Linked DNA regions of Mus musculus: region 1 is linked to region 2. A link is a loop called in an ENCODE intact Hi-C map of the cell type or tissue named here. Cell type or tissue: left cerebral cortex. All regions are shown on one strand.

Region 1 (8,000 bases), 69 kb after region 2:
AAGAAAACCATGAATAAATGTGAGCCCAACCTTATTAATTGTCATGGTGGTTCCGATGTTATTTTTATGTTTTTAATGAAATCTATTTGAAAATAATTTCTCAAGCTTATACATATCTTTCCGCACATGGAGTTAGTTTTATTTGTGTGGTGAGCCTCTGTGTTCAGCTAGGTTTTGATATTTACTTGGCAAAAGATGAACCTAGTTTAAATCACTCATGTAAGGAAAGCACATTATAGTTTGGGGAATAGCTGTCTTCTGTTAGTTTCCTTTTTTGTTTCTCTCCTGTAAAGAACTGCAGACTTATGATATTGCAACAAATAAAAGTTTGCTCACATAAGGAAGTGGACTAGAACAGGTGAGACACACAACTAAAATTGCTCTCACAGGCTTTGCCTTCTGAAATCTGAGGAAAATGCTCATGATAAAAAGAATCAGAAGGACAGTTATATCTATTTCCCTTTTCTCTCTCCCTGCTTCTTAAATTCTATCAACTTCAGTCTAAGGTCAACTAAATGAGAAGAGCTAAAAGTTATCTGTGTTTAGAGAAAATAATCATTACTTTGATCTTGCATTCTGATGGATGTAAGTCAAGGTTATTGGGAGCTCATATCATTTGTAATCCTACACAATTTTTATTAAAATGCTTTTCAGACTAATTTTCTACATGAAAACATTTGAAAAAAATACCCATCCATTAAGCTGTTAAAGAAAAAAATGAATAAGCCATTTGCCTTACTATTAGTGAGCACATCACCAGTTGGTTTATTGTATACTATGATGTTATGATAACAATGGCTAGATAAACTTCATCTTCTCCCTGTGGACATGTTAATTGGATTCAAAGCCTACACAGGTCACATTATTGTGACTCATGCTGCATGCCATTGCCTTTATAAATGTCTGTGGAGTTGATACTCTTTTCTTTTCTAGCAGTCACAAGTTCCAGGATCCATTTTTACCAAGAGTGTGGTCCACACTGACACTCACACTAGTCAGCTGCCAATACAAAGCACAATACAAAGAAAGAAGGTTTAACTTACACTTTGTACAACTCTCTACCCGTAGTAAAGTGGCTTCTCTAACAAATTTTGTTTTTAAAAACATAAAGATTGGGCCCTTTTTCTGTCTGTGGATACTCTTAAAGAAGAATACATGAGATTGTCACTGGCTGTTGGAATTCGCACATGGGACACTAAAGATTCTAAATACTACTTCTCTACTGTATCAATGAAGATGGGAAGTAATTAGAATAAAAGTCTAAAATAATTACATTTTTTTGGCTTTTTCACTAATGATTTCCTACTTATCACAAAATAACCATATATGTATTGCATATATTCATATATAACCTGGCCTAATCTTTATAAACTGCACATTTCCTTCACATTTGTTTTCTTTTACAGTGAAAAATGTGTTAAACAAAAAAAAATCCACATTCTGAAGATTAATCTCAAGTCACTTAAAGTCAGACAAATTTTAAATTTAAGAGAAGAGTTATATAGTTTCCTTTGGGTTTTTCCTGTGCCTAATTAGTTCTCTTATTTTATAATTAGAAGGAAAAAGTCTGTCGTATGAGAAGATGTTTTTTTGTTAGCGTTGATAGCATTAGCAATGTAAAATTTAAAAGGTACTGTGCCCTTGGTCAAGTTGTGTCCACCTGATGAGATCACAAGGATTTGATGCTCACAAGCATGTGGGTAGGTATGATGACTCCTATAGGCTTGCTTAGTTAGCAGAGCCTGAGAAAGTAGACGTGTTGGGGCATACATAGACAATAAAACTACCCGGGAGATCTGCTGTGAATCTCAGAGGGGTATGGCTTCTCTAGCATGGATAAGGCATAGATTTTAAGCCCAGAACTGCAAACAAGACTACCTTGCTCCTGAGTAAACCATAATTGTCACCACATGTACCCATGCAAGATGGATTTTTCATGACATTTCTTAAGTGTAGCTATAATGGTCCTTGTGAGGCTGACCAAGATGTAGGAGAGACTTGACTTTGGGGTTGGGGGATGTTTCATTGCTTACATTGGATGTTCCATGTTGTATGATGCAGCGTTTCTTTTTTGTCAACTCCTGGATACTCCAATCCTCCTAAGCATACATCTGTCAGTGGGGAATGCCAGAGTAGCTGTAGAAGGCAGAGCTGGTGACATATTTTGACATCTATGACTCAAGATTAGATGCCTCCTGATTGAGCAGGATGAACCATGAACGCATACATTACCAGGTTCTCTCTCATGGGGCCCTACCCTGATTTGCACGGACATAGTACAGAGTATGGGGTTTTTTTGAAGACAGAGTTGTGAGATGTGGCAATGAATTTGCAGCTCTCCTTCTGGAGCCCATTTCATACACTTGCCATTAGGCTTCCCTCAAAATTCACCCCCAAACCTAGATTTTGAATCTTATACCACTTTCAATGAACTCTAGTTGCCCTGAAGAACCAACAGTTGTGTGTTTCTATTGTTTTCTGAACACATGAGTGACCTCATTGTTGCCACATCTCAATTCTTTCCCTTCTGGAGAAATCTGAAAGACAGAAAGACTGGGTCCATTTCAATCCGTGTATACCCTTTACCAGAGAAACTTGAGATTTTCACACTGTTGTTTAAATTCTCACATGGATCACTACATATTCTAGACACTGACTCTCCTTCCAGTATCACTGAAGTTGGAGAGTAATTAGAATAATAAAATAATTACTGTATGTTTTGGCCACTTTATTGATTTTATATTTTTCCATATATATATATATATATATATATATATATATATATATATATATATATATATATTATACAAACACACAGATATATAAATATAAATACATAAAAATATAAATCACATTATATAGATGTTGTTGACTACATATTTTTAAATATAAACATATATTCTAATGAGTACATCTAGATGAATATTGAAAATAACTTATAAGCATGTATAGATGTATAAATGTATATGTGTATATATAATATTTCATGCAAACAACAGGAACTCTGTGTGTATAAATGCCATATATATATGTGTGTGTGTGTGTATACATCTTTATGTAAATTTTGATAGAGCTTTAGATTTACTATATAGTTTACTAGAATCTACAAGGCTATTCCCTAAGAGTGTTTCAAGTTGTTGCAATTATTCCATATATGTATATTTTCGAAATGTCTAAAGATATGTGTTTCTCATAACTGAGCAGTAGGGGTTTCTCATTAATTACAAGTAGCTGTTAAACCTGGTGCCATACACATAACAGAAATTAATTAAAAGAAAATATGTGTTCCCAGTGGTCATTTGTTTCTAGATAGAGAAATGCTTCCTTATGTGTTTCTTTACAAACAGTAGTCACTGTAGAACACCCTTCTCTACCCCTGGTTACTCAAAATTCAACTTTTAAGATTGAAAAACTTTCATTCATAGAGAATAATTTATCAACAGATGAAAAGCAATTATGTCAGAGTTTTTTGGCAACTATTATATCAAAATCACCCAGGAAGATGGGTGTTGACTTGTGGCATCAAGCACTGATATAGACAGTGGCATGAATATATATAGACCGGGCTTTTACTGAAACATCCTGAGGAGACCATCTCAGGGATGCATATTAATCACTAGGAAGGTACAAAAATACAGCTATCTACCTGTGTGTTCTTAATTATAAGGCTTTTCTTTTGACAATAATGTTGAAATTATTATCTGAGTTCAGCTGAGAACATATTTTTTTCTTTCTAGTGAGAGTTTAACAATTACTTGATTGAAGATCTGAGCTGTAGGTAGCTGTAATTTTGCAGACTCGTTATATTATTTCTGGCTTCCTTAAGTGTTGACTCATTTTGTACTGTCTGAGAGCTGAAAAGAAATCACTGGGGAAAGGCTAAAAATATCTTTGTGTTTTCCTTCTATTGCTTCAATTTTATGTCTCTGATATATGCTTGGAATCATATTTTATGCACACAAGGATTTTGAAACTTTGAAAATGAGAAAGAAAATTTTCTTTTTGTCCTTAGCCCCATCATACTTTGTATCATGTGATAATATATGTAAGTAGGTTTAATACGCAATCCTTTTCCAAATTTAATTTGACTGTAGGATGGAGTGTAATTTCCATTGTGATACAAAGTCTCACATCAAATAGCACAGTAAACCCTTTTCATGTGAGTTTCCTGGTGAAGTAGCTTAAAGCCTGAAAGATAATTATATGGAATTTGCTTGAGGTGACAAAGTAGTTTTCACAATCCCAGGCTATCGATACCTTAAAATTTTACTTTTTTCCACAATAGGCGATTGGGTGCTTTCTGCTAAACAGTTTAAAGACCTGTTGTTTGGTCCTAAAAATTAATTACTATTGTAATCAATATATTCAGCCCACTGATATTTCAGCCCCTGAAACTTCAGCCACCATTCAACCACCTGTGAGACAAAATTGAACTATGTTTTTTTTTTTTTTTTTTGTCATGAAATCAGAGAGTATCAACGAAGAAATGCATAATCATGGATTGGGTCTCTTGTTTTTTTTACTCAGTTGATATTTCATGACATTTACTTATGTATATTTTTAATTTCAGGCATATTATGGTTTGTTTTGTTATGTTTACAGTGAGATTCTGCCAGAGGGGAAATAGTAATCTAAGAAACTGTGAATGTTCTAAGATTTAGTAAATTGGGAAATATGAAGAAAAACTTTAAAAATAAGGAAGTAGACACATATTTTGTAAAATCATATTTTATAAAAACTTCTGCTATCTTCTGGAAGTACCTGGTTTGTTTACCTATACATACACAAATATTTGAATATATATAAATATACAAATATATGCATGTATGTATATGTCTCTGTTTGTATAATAACCTCACATATGACATCTAGTATATACTTATATATATTAACCAAGTGTAAAAAAATAGTACTTAATTGTTAATGCAGAGATAATCAAAAATGTTAACCATTTTATGTTAGGCAAGATGGATAATTACTTATTTTGACACAAATTTAGCTTCTTTTTAAAACCAACACTGATATTATTCACACGATGTGAAGCATCCATATGGAAAGTGAAGATTTTAGTCACATATCCAGATGTTTGACTACATTAAATCAAACCAATCTTTACTTTGGATTCTCATTTTGTCAAGATTATATTCTTCATCTCATAAAATCTATTCTTAGCACCAATTCTTCATTCAGAGCCAAATTGTGATCTAATAAGTCAGATGTGGTTTTTTATAGACAGACTGAATTGCAATGTGCACCAGTAGACTATGATCATGAGAATCGCAGCATTTAGTACTTACAGAGACTTTGTAAATGTATGGTGTCTCATCATCATCAATTAACAAGAGATAGCTGTTGTCCATGAGTCATCAAGCAGCACACCAATTATTCATAATGTTTTAATAAGATATGTTTGTCTACTTGTTTATTAGTCTACCATGTCCACCATGATAGCAAGTTTATTGTCTATTTACCATTATTTGATGTTTCATAAAATTCCCAATTCACTTTAAACCAAAATGGCCAATTTGTTATTTACAAGTTTATTTAAAAGGAGAAAAGTGTGCTGTAGAATTTCTATCCAATAGTTTCAATGCAGATATTAATGTGGGCTTTAGTTTGTTATTACTTTTACTTCTCTGGGCTTTAACTCCTGAGCTGTAAAATGAAGCTACTTTTGAGGAAGATCATTTCATATATGGTATACATGTATCATGAGAATACTATGTTCAAAAAGAAGAAAAGACTAGAAAAGAAAAAAATAGTAGAAATATAACTTGCAAACTTTATTATATGGGTAATCCATAATTTAAAACCATTGTTATTGTGGTTTAAAGAAGATAATGATAGGATATTATGTGACAAGGCAGAGATTTTTAATACATTCATGCTTAAATATTAAATGCCAAAAATGTATGACATTTAGACTAGAATCACAGAAGATGATCTAGAATTTAAGTTTAAAAAAAGTCTCTTATAAGAATAAGAGATCTTTGAGCAGTTGAGTGCTGTAAAGGCAGAATAAAGTTAGGATGTTTGGGAATAAATATATGGATGTAAAATGTATAGACAAAGTCAATTACTACATAAGGAAGATAAAATATTCACAGAATCTCTTAGAAACGTGTAATAGTATGTCCATTTGTAAGAAAAAACACCATTTTCCCAGTATGTGCCAATTCTACATGTGAAAGAAAAAAATGAAAATTATGTCATTTTGTAATCATAAAATGTATCTATTGATTGGCTAAAAGGGGACCATCTCAGAAATTATCACTTTTATATAAGCTTATTTTTATAGCACTATTAATTGTGATTTTAACAATGTGAACATGATGAACAAGATTATATAATAAACAGTACATGGAGCAGAAAAGGGAAAGATAGAGCATGCTGCTGCTCTCACGGCTTTATTTTGTAGTATAATTACCATCCACGATCCAAATGTTTTTAGGAATGAACCACTGAGTGATAGAAAAGTTTAGGACTATGTGTGGCTGAAAATGCATGCTGTAAAGTAGTTTGTTGAAACAATTGTCAAAATTCCGAGAATGGATACTACAAAAAGAGAAGGCAAATATCAGCCTAGAAACTATTGTCAGAAACTGCAAATGCACTTTTTCATGTGAAAAGAAAGGAGAAAAAAAAAAGAAAAAAAATCACTGTCACAGAGCAGTGAAACCAGGTTAGAGCAGTGTCACAAGGCTCTTTAAAGAAGTGAGTGGCTGACTGTCACATATTGGAAGCATGTGCAATAAAATGAAAACTGGCAGAGTGAGTGAGCTTGGTTACTCTATGGCTTTGGTTATCACCCTAAGTACTTGAGACAGGTGAAGAACCAAATGATTGCAGAGCACAGAGACATTGAAGCAGAGGTAGACCAGTAGTTTCCAAACCTGTCTTGAGTCTTTAAAGAATCTGACAAAGACGTTTCAACGGATTCACAAAACTTTTCAATAGCAATACTATAAAGGAAATTAAATAATCTCAATATTTACCTCTAATTTTTGACGATAGCCTTATCAAATCTTTTATCAAGAGAATACAGTTGTAAAAATAAAATTATTTTTCTAGTAATAAAAAGTTTGCAACCATACATTTCCACATATGAATATTTTTAGTCAACAGAATTGGGGTATTATGTGACCTTAAGGAAAAATAATTATGGACACAAATCTAAAGTAAGAGAACAATATTTTGATGGACTTCTGGCTATTCTAAGAATCTCATAAGAAGATGAGCAAACAGACAATAAAATACTGAATGCTTCCAAGTATTAGTTGCTAACATATGTTTAAGTAAGAAAGGGATGGTATAAATATTATATTTAGAGAATCTGGCACATTTTAGAGAAATTAATCCCTAGAGGTAGTAAAGTGATGGAAGACATGCAACCACTTATTCTGTGCCGTTGCTCTACCAAAAGAACTTTCTTTGCGCTTATTACTCAGACTTGCTGGAACAGCTACAGTGAATGTTTCAAAGTGAGAAATGAATATTTGATGATGAATTATTTATATGCAAATGACAAGTAAGGGGACTGTAGTTAAAGAAACAGCACATGATAAAACAGGCTCTCTCTATTACATATGTTACTTCTTATGCCAAATTTCTAGCTGTACTGGCATAGATTAGATTCTGAAATAGAATTCTAAGCACATAAGCAACACAGTGAATGATAAGTGGTCAGTGAATGCACTTTTTTAGAACTGTAAATTATTTCAAGTAAATTAATACCTTTGAATTTTTTCACAGACTCTCCATTTATTAATGTCTCATAATACCCCATTTTCTTTGTAGATTATGAACACAATATATCAGAGTCTTCAGTTTTAATAATCTATCATTTGCAGTTTAAATAACTGTGTTCTATAGGTAAGGTTTTCTTTCCCTTAGTGTGGAAAAGGCAATGATTTTTATGTGGTTAAGAAGAGTTTTCAGACTGTATGGATGTGTTTTACAAAAAGAGTTTTTCAGCTTCTCTGAGTAACTATGTACATAAC
Region 2 (8,000 bases):
TATCTGATTTAGGATAGGTAAAGATCCTTTCCCAATCTGTTGGTGGTCTTTTTGTCTTATTGACGGTGTCTTTTGCCTTGCAGAAACTTTGGAGTTTCATTAGGTCCCATTTGTCAATTCTCGATCTTACAGCACATGCCATTGCTGTTCTGTTCAGGAATTTCTCCCCTGTGCCCATATCTTCAAGGCTTTTCCCCACTTTCTCCTCTATAAGTTTCAGTGTCTCTGGTTTTATGTGAAGTTCTTTGATCCACTTAGATTTGACCTTAGTACAAGGAGATAAGTATGGATCGATTCGCATTCTTCTACATGATAACAACCAGTTGTGCCAGCACCAATTGTTGAAAATGCTGTCTTTCTTCCACTGGATGGTTTTAGCTCCCTTGTCGAAGATCAAGTGACCATAGGTGTGTGGGTTCATTTCTGGGTCTTCAATTCTATTCCATTGGTCTACTTGTCTGTTTCTATACCAGTACCATGCAGTTTTTATCACAATTGCTCTGTAGTAAAGCTTTAGGTCAGGCATGGTGATTCCACCAGAGGTTCTTTTATCCTTGAGAAGACTTTTTGCTATCCTAGGTTTTTTGTTATTCCAGATGAATTTGCAAATTGCTCCTTCTAATTCGTTGAAGAATTGAGTTGGAATTTTGATGGGGATTGCATTGAATCTGTAGATTGCTTTTGGCAAGATAGCCATTTTTACAATGTTGATCCTGCCAATCCATGAGCACGGGAGATTTTTCCATCTTCTGAGATCTTCTTTAATTTCTTTCTTCAGAGATTTGAAGTTTTTATCATACAGATCTTTCACCTCCTTAGTTAGAGTTACGCCAAGATATTTTATACTATTTGTGACTATTGAGAAGGGTCTTGTTTCCCTAATTTCTTTCTCAGCCTGTTTATTCTTTGTATAGAGAAAGGCCATTGACTTGTTTGAGTTTATTTTATATCCAGCTACTTCCCCGAAGCTGCTTATCAGGTTTAGGAGTTCTCTGGTAGAATTTTTAGGGTCACTTATATATACTATCATATCATCTGCAACCTCATTTATATTTCCAATGCTACCCCAAAAGTCCCCCATACCCTCTCCCCCACTCCCCTACCCACCCATTCCCACTTTTTGGCCCTGGCATTCCCCTGTACTGGGGCATATATAGTTTGCGAGTCCAATGGGCCTCTCTTTCCATTAATGGCCAACTAGGCCATCTTTTGATACATATGCAGCTAGAGTCAAGAGCTCTGGGGTACTGGTTAGTTCATAATGTTGTTCCACCTATAGGGTTGCAGATCCCTTTAGCTCCTTGGATACTTTCTCTAGCTCCTCCATTGGGGGCCCTGTGATCCATCCAATAGCTGACTGTGAGCATCCACTTCTGTGTTTGCTAGGCCCTGGCATAGTCTCACAAGGGACAGCTATATCAGGGTCCTTTCAGCAAAATCTTGTTAGTGTATGCAATGGGGTCAGTGTTTGGAGGCTGATTTTGGGATGGATCCCTGGATATGGCAGTCTCTAGATGATCCATCCTTTTTTCTCAGCTCCAAACTTTGTCTCTGTAACTCCTTCCATGGGTGTTTTGTTCCCAATTCTAAGAAGGGGCAAAGTGTCCACACTTTGGTCTTCGTTCTTCTTGAGTTTCATGTGTTTTGCAAATTGTAACTGATAAGTGGATATTAGCCCAGAAACAGAATGTTGTAATTTTTAAGATCTTGTTTTGACAGCCATGCTGTAGAGATTTCCTTTTTACAGCTTCCCTATACTATATAGAAGATGGTATCTCAAAGCAGATGTTCCTGACATGTCTTCTTGTCCTTATGGTACCTTCTTCTTTGATGCTCCCTGAGCCTTGGATATAGGGGTAGTGTTGTAAATGTATCAATTGAGGATAGGAACCCACAGTTAGGGGTTATCTAAATTTGACCAGTAGTGGCTTTTCATAAAGATTTTCCTCTGTACAAAAAGAAGCTTCAATAAGAGCTGAGAGCTACACTTATGGGTGAGTGTAAGGACACGTAGTTAGTATGAAGACAGAAGTTATTCTGTCTTAGTGAAGTGGCTGTTGTAGTTTTTTTCTCTGGGGTCTATGCTCTCTTTAGCCATGGGTAATCGGATAAGTTTATAGTACAAGGCAAGAAGTCTCCCCATACCTAATGAGTGGTCCTTACATCCGTTTGGATGTCCATGTATACCCCAGTGTATAAGTGCCACTGTTATAACCCTTGTGCTATCTTGTCATACTGATCATTGTTGTTCATAGGCATTGCAGGAGGATCCAGTACTGTCGATTAATTTTAATAATAATGTAAACTTATTGAAAACTATGAAAACTTGCATAGCTCCTTCATGGGCCATGAGAACTAGTCCTTGAGTAAGATACCTAAACTTCAGATCCAACTTACTTCCTCCAAGTTACCTGCACAAAGTGTTAGTGTCTAGATCAATAGAGTCTTATGTTCAGTTTCTTGGAGGAATAGCAGGGCATCAGCATTTGCCTATATTGTTTTGAGGATCTGCTATAAGGAACAACTCAAAAGGAGGTTTCCATACCTGATACTTGGGAGTATCTAAGGCAGAAACAAGTTTTTAAAAAGCATATGTTTGTGAATGTCCCTTCTTTTACCTGGTATCTTGTGAAAGAAACCTGAAATTACAATTCATTGAAACCTAGCTGATTTAGATTTGTATTTGTCAAAAACAATTTTAAGCAATATTTCAGATGGTCGTTGCCTCCTGGAATTATTGTGTGCAGCTGCTTTTCACAAGATGTTCCTGCTTGCTGTATTTATTAGGAATCAAGTTTTTAGACAGCATTAGAAGTTCATAGTTGATACTAGATGCTTACATTTTATGTGGAGGTTGGAGCCGTACGTAGGAAAGGCCATGCACCATGCGGAAAATGACACCCTTTCTTTGCAGTGTGGCAGAATGACAGCCAAGCAGACAAGCAGAATTTCAGGCCAGGTCTATCTGTGGACATCTTAGGCTTGGTTTCTTGATCACGAACACATTTTTATTTGAATTTAAACATCTAGTGTTTTCCTGAATTAGTGTTTATCTTGAATTACAACTAGAAACGAGGCCATGTAACAAGCTCAGGTTCACAGGACTTTTGGTAAGCACTAGATCTTAAAAGTGGAAAGTTTTGTAGACTTGTGATGAAAACAGGTAGTGAACAAGTTCATGAGCTTAAACTCTACTTTAAATTTTTATCTTACTTATTACCTTTGTTTTGAAGACAATCATTTTAAAAGTAGACTTCGTTTTTGATATGCACAACCTCTAATTAACCTCTATCTTTATTAGGTAGATTCTAAGTACTTAGTTTTCTCGCATCTGTAGCTATTCCAAGGTGTTATAACAATGTGTCTCAGGATTCAATTTTTTTTTAAATGGTTACAATTTGCATCTTGCTTTCAGAAAGCTTTTTAATGTAACATTTCTCCTTTTCACCCCCTGCTAAGTAAAATAAATGGATTCACATTAGGGTTCTGACCTGTTTAAGAGTTTGCTTTCTAAACCACATTTCTTTACATAGGTAATAATAGTGTTATATTTAAATTACCAAACAGTACCTATGATTTTCCATTAGCCCAATGACACTCTTCATCTGTTAGACCATTCCCTTGACTTGCATTAACTCCTTCACCCATAACTCATGGGAACTCCACAGTATTGAAAATCACTAAGGAAACACCATCTATTACAAAGTCTCTTAATTCATTGTTCATTTACTCTAATCAGAGATCCAGTCTTTCTATAGCTAAAGTGCTTTGAATATAAAAGAGAAAGTTGGTCTTGCCACTCCAGCTCCTTATGATATTCCCTCCCACTCAGGTAGATACATGGAGAGACAGTAACACACCAAGGAGGGTGGAGGGTGGAGCAGTCTGTCCCAGCAGGAAGGAAATGCTAATGCTGGACTTATTTAGAATTGTTCACAGATGGTGATGATAAAAAGTAGAACACGATTTACCTGAATTTGATGTTGCCATTCAATACTCCAGAGAAAGTGTCTCCTGTGACTGGTAAGCTACTATCACATCAGTTTACTAACTTCTTAAATGTTACAGTTGTAGACTATGGCAGTTCTACAGATTCTTCATTCCCTTTCAGAATTTTACTGAAATGGATACAAATTCCATAAAGAGTGTAGGCCTGGCTGGGGAGGTTCATCAACCCACAGAGGGAGAATCTCAGATGGCAGCTAGTTAGTGGATCCTGGGCTATGTTTGGATTTTGACACTGAGTTACAAACTTCCAAGTTGTGGAAGTTATCCACCCACAACAGCACCAGATGGAAGAACAGAATGAGCACTGAACAAATTCAAAAGTAGATGTTAGAGGAGCTGAGCAAATAGGCGGATGCAAGACATCTTTCTGATTTGAGTTTTAGAAAACCCAAGGAACATACAGGCAAGTATGCACACATGCATGCACAGATGTATATATGCACATGGATACCTTTATTTAATGTCAGTTTGCTTTAACAAGTTTATGCTCCTTGAGTCTAAATCATTGAAAATGTGTTAAAATTTAGCTGTCTACTTTTACTTTTCTTAAGATATAACATTTCTCTATATTTGAATGATTTATTATTGTTTCATTGAAACTGAAGTTTACCAGTTTGGTTTGGGCTGACAACCCATAATTGTTCTAAATAACATAAAACATAATTTAAAATAATTTAACATAAAGCATAATTTAAAGTAATTTACTATTCTTGGTGATAATGCCCACTCATTTTTACTTATTACTTTAAAGAAATCATTTTAAACTCAGCTATTTGGCTTTTTGTAAAATTTCTGACTCCTCATCACAAAGTCAGACAGAAATCATTATACTTCATCCGTCTCCTATTCATTAAAATAGCAAATAAAAGCTATACATTATATTTCATGAGAGAATGAATTCACAAGTGCTACTTTAATTGTTTTTCTTCTATTTTCTAAAATAATGGAATCATGGTTGATAATAGATGTGTTTATGGAAAGGCAAAATTAAAAAAAAAAACCCTATTTAATCCACTTACTGTTAGGTTTAAAAGGCAGAATCTATTGTAGTTCTCATGGTCATGGTAGAGACCCAAGCAGTACTTAAAGCCAGAATACCTTTCAAGCGTTATTGTATGCCCTTTAATGTCCTAGCTGGCACCAAGACATAAGCCAATTGTCATGCATCTTTGATTGCAATTTAAAGACTCTGAATGTGCATGATTCAATCCTTGTCTTAGAGTCCATGGACAATCACACATAACGTTTTAGTGTAAACAGAATAATATGTAAGAGCAATTTAGCAAAATGTTTTATCAAAACATTTAAATTACGTATTATTTCTAGCAGGAAAAGATTATTGATTAAAAGAATTTCTTTGGAGGTACTTGTCCAATGCTCCCTGAAGCTCACATAAATTAAACTGTGATTTTGATGTCTGAATAATTGGTGATCAGCTACAACTCACTTTTTTGTCTAAGAGTAATTTTTGTGGAAAATGTACAGACACAAAGAGTTTGGGGAAAAAAAGGAATCTTCCAAAAAAAAAAAGGAAAAAAAAAATTTTTATCATGGTCAAGAGTTTACAGCATACTCCATTTTTCACTTATAATGAAGCTTTCTGTGCAGTTACTAGGGCAATTAAATTAAGGAAGAGAGGATCCAAAGATGAAGTATAATTTTCATAGATATCAATTAATTACAGCATGGCAATCAACATTCAAAAATCAAGACATGCTAAAGCTAAATAATAAGCAAGTTAGGGATACTTGCTGAATGTCTGGCTGTGTATTGTGAGCACAACATTTCAAAGCTTTTCATCAATCTAATAGCCACTAGACTCAGTGATACCTGTGATAGTATCATTGGAATAAAACCCCAAATCAGTGACAAGTCTGTTTCTCCTTGTTTATTCTCTTAATTTCATATCACTGCTGGCTCTATGTCCTTAAACACTGCGATACACAGAAATTTGTCACAATTCATTGTAAAATTACCTCATAGCGGTTTAAAATCAATTAGAATGTCAGCTGTTAACAAAGGCATGAACTGCTTTCCTGTGACTGAAATGAAAGTGTTACATTAGATGTGATGCCATTGGGATCACATCTTGGGATCTAGTGTTCACATTGGGATCTTGGGATTTAGTGTTTGTGACTCTATCCTTTTGGTTTTTAAATAAAGATTTGAAAATTATGTTCCCACTTCTACTCCTTTCTTTTGACATTGAAATATAATTAGCTAACTACTTATGTTTAATAGGCAGTCATTTATGAGGAAAAAAATAGAAAAAATTAGCAATAGACAAATGCAACCAAAAATTAGTAGTAGATAATGTTTGGCACCTACCAATATACTAATTTATCTAAATCTCTGAAAAAATAATAGAATTCTGTTTTTTCTATAATCACACTATTTTTTGAAGTATTAAATCTTTTGTTGTTGTTGTTGTTGTTGTTGTTTTGTTTGTTTGTTTTGTTTTGTTTTTGTTTTTTCGAGACAGGGTTTCTCTGTATAGCCCTGGCTGGCCTGGAACTCACTTTGTAGACCAGGTTGGCCTCGAACTCAGAAATCTGCCTGCCTCTGCCTCCTGTGTGCTGGGATTAAAGGCATGCACCACCATGCCCGCTTGAAGTATTAAATCTTAAAGCAAGCAAAAGCTAAATGGGAGAAACCCCAAACCCAAATGTATGAGTTCCAGAACCCAAATTTAACAGTAGTATGAAATAATGCTAATATCATGGAATCCCAAAGTCTTCTGCAGGCACGCCTGTTTGCTCTCTATAGGCAAAAGCCATCCAGAACCAAACACATGCTCAGATTTTCTTGCGTCTTCGCTGTTGCAATAACCCTTAAGGTTACCCCTTTGGTTATTCAACTTATTAACTCTGGGTACCAAAATTAGCTTTGCCTAACAATATATGAACAACAAACTATCAAAACTTAAATATTTAATTAACAATCAGTTATGATTTCCATAGTTGTCAAGTGAAGGTATTTAACAATGAAGTAAAATGAAGATTTAAGCATTTTTAAAAAGAGTGGGTGAATATTTGTAATAGTTGCTACTGCAGTACCAACTGAGAAGAAGCAATATTTGATTTAGAATCACTTCACATTTTTTAGGAACAAATGGATTATTATTACATTTTCTTAATAACCAAGAGAGTCCATATGGTTTTCTATTTTAGACAGCAAATTGGTTTCCACTATAAACAACTAATGTACAAATACAGCAAAAATCAGTCCTCTTGCCAATGATGTCCTGACTCCTTCCTGAAAAGAGACTCACCAATTAAAAGTTATCACTTTGTTAATGGAGCATGTGATGCCTATATCTGAAAGTATTGCTAGGCACTCACTATTAAGTGAGTTTTGAAGCCAGGGGATTTTGAGACACCATGTGAAGATTTAAATAGAAAGAAGGAACAAAGGAAGGAAGGAAGGAAGGAAGGAAGGAAGGAAGGAAGGAAGGAAGGAAGGAAGAAGGAAGAAAGGAAGAAAAATACTGGGCCATGACCTCTTTGAGCATGTTTCCTAAACACATAACAGAACTGTAAGACCCTGGGATGTTTTACTATGAAACCTACCTTTATCTATTCAGTTATACATTGGATGTATGTATATTTTGCATTGGTCAGTATTTGATATGATTTTAAAAACAGTTGATGAGGTGATGATTTTTTTCTGTTACACTGAATATTCATCCTGTAAAGAACTCTGTGTAAGTAGCATCTTTCTGAGGATTCCAGCTAAGAAATTTTGGAGTTGATTCATTTACCAATGAATATATTGACTTAGTTGTGGATGCTGACAAGTGCTTGCTGACAGGAACCTGATATTGCGGTCTCCTGAGAGGCTCTACCAGTGCCTGAAAAATACAAAGGTAGATGCTCTCAGCCAATCATTGGACTGAGCACAGGGTTCCCAATGGGAGAACTAGAGAACGGACCAAAGAAGCTGAAGGTGTTTGCAGCCCCATAAGAGGAACAACAACATGAACTAACCAGTAC

The links. A loop is a pair of places that touch in the nucleus more often than their neighbours do. Peaks named below come from ENCODE experiments on the same cell type or tissue, not always from the same donor. Only the 100,000 strongest peaks of a DNase experiment are listed, where the experiment ranks them.
Region 1: a loop joins it to region 2, with 5 times the contacts of the local background. A loop is called at or near these places in 2 of 42 quality-filtered maps.

Annotation. Positions count from the first base shown.
Region 1 is chr2:42,523,222-42,531,221 of GRCm38, forward strand. The region is part of intron 1 of Lrp1b (low density lipoprotein-related protein 1B); the gene reads right to left. Among named protein-coding and RNA genes, the nearest start is that of Mir6336, 80 kb to the left of the region's middle. In left cerebral cortex, no CTCF peak of the experiment used is centred here; DNase peaks (open chromatin) are centred at 3,883, 4,075 and 7,456; H3K27ac peaks cover 560 bases.
Region 2 is chr2:42,454,490-42,462,489 of GRCm38, forward strand. All of the region lies in intron 1 of Lrp1b (low density lipoprotein-related protein 1B), which reads right to left. Among named protein-coding and RNA genes, the nearest start is that of Mir6336, 11 kb to the left of the region's middle. In left cerebral cortex, no CTCF peak of the experiment used is centred here; DNase peaks (open chromatin) are centred at 3,924 and 4,248.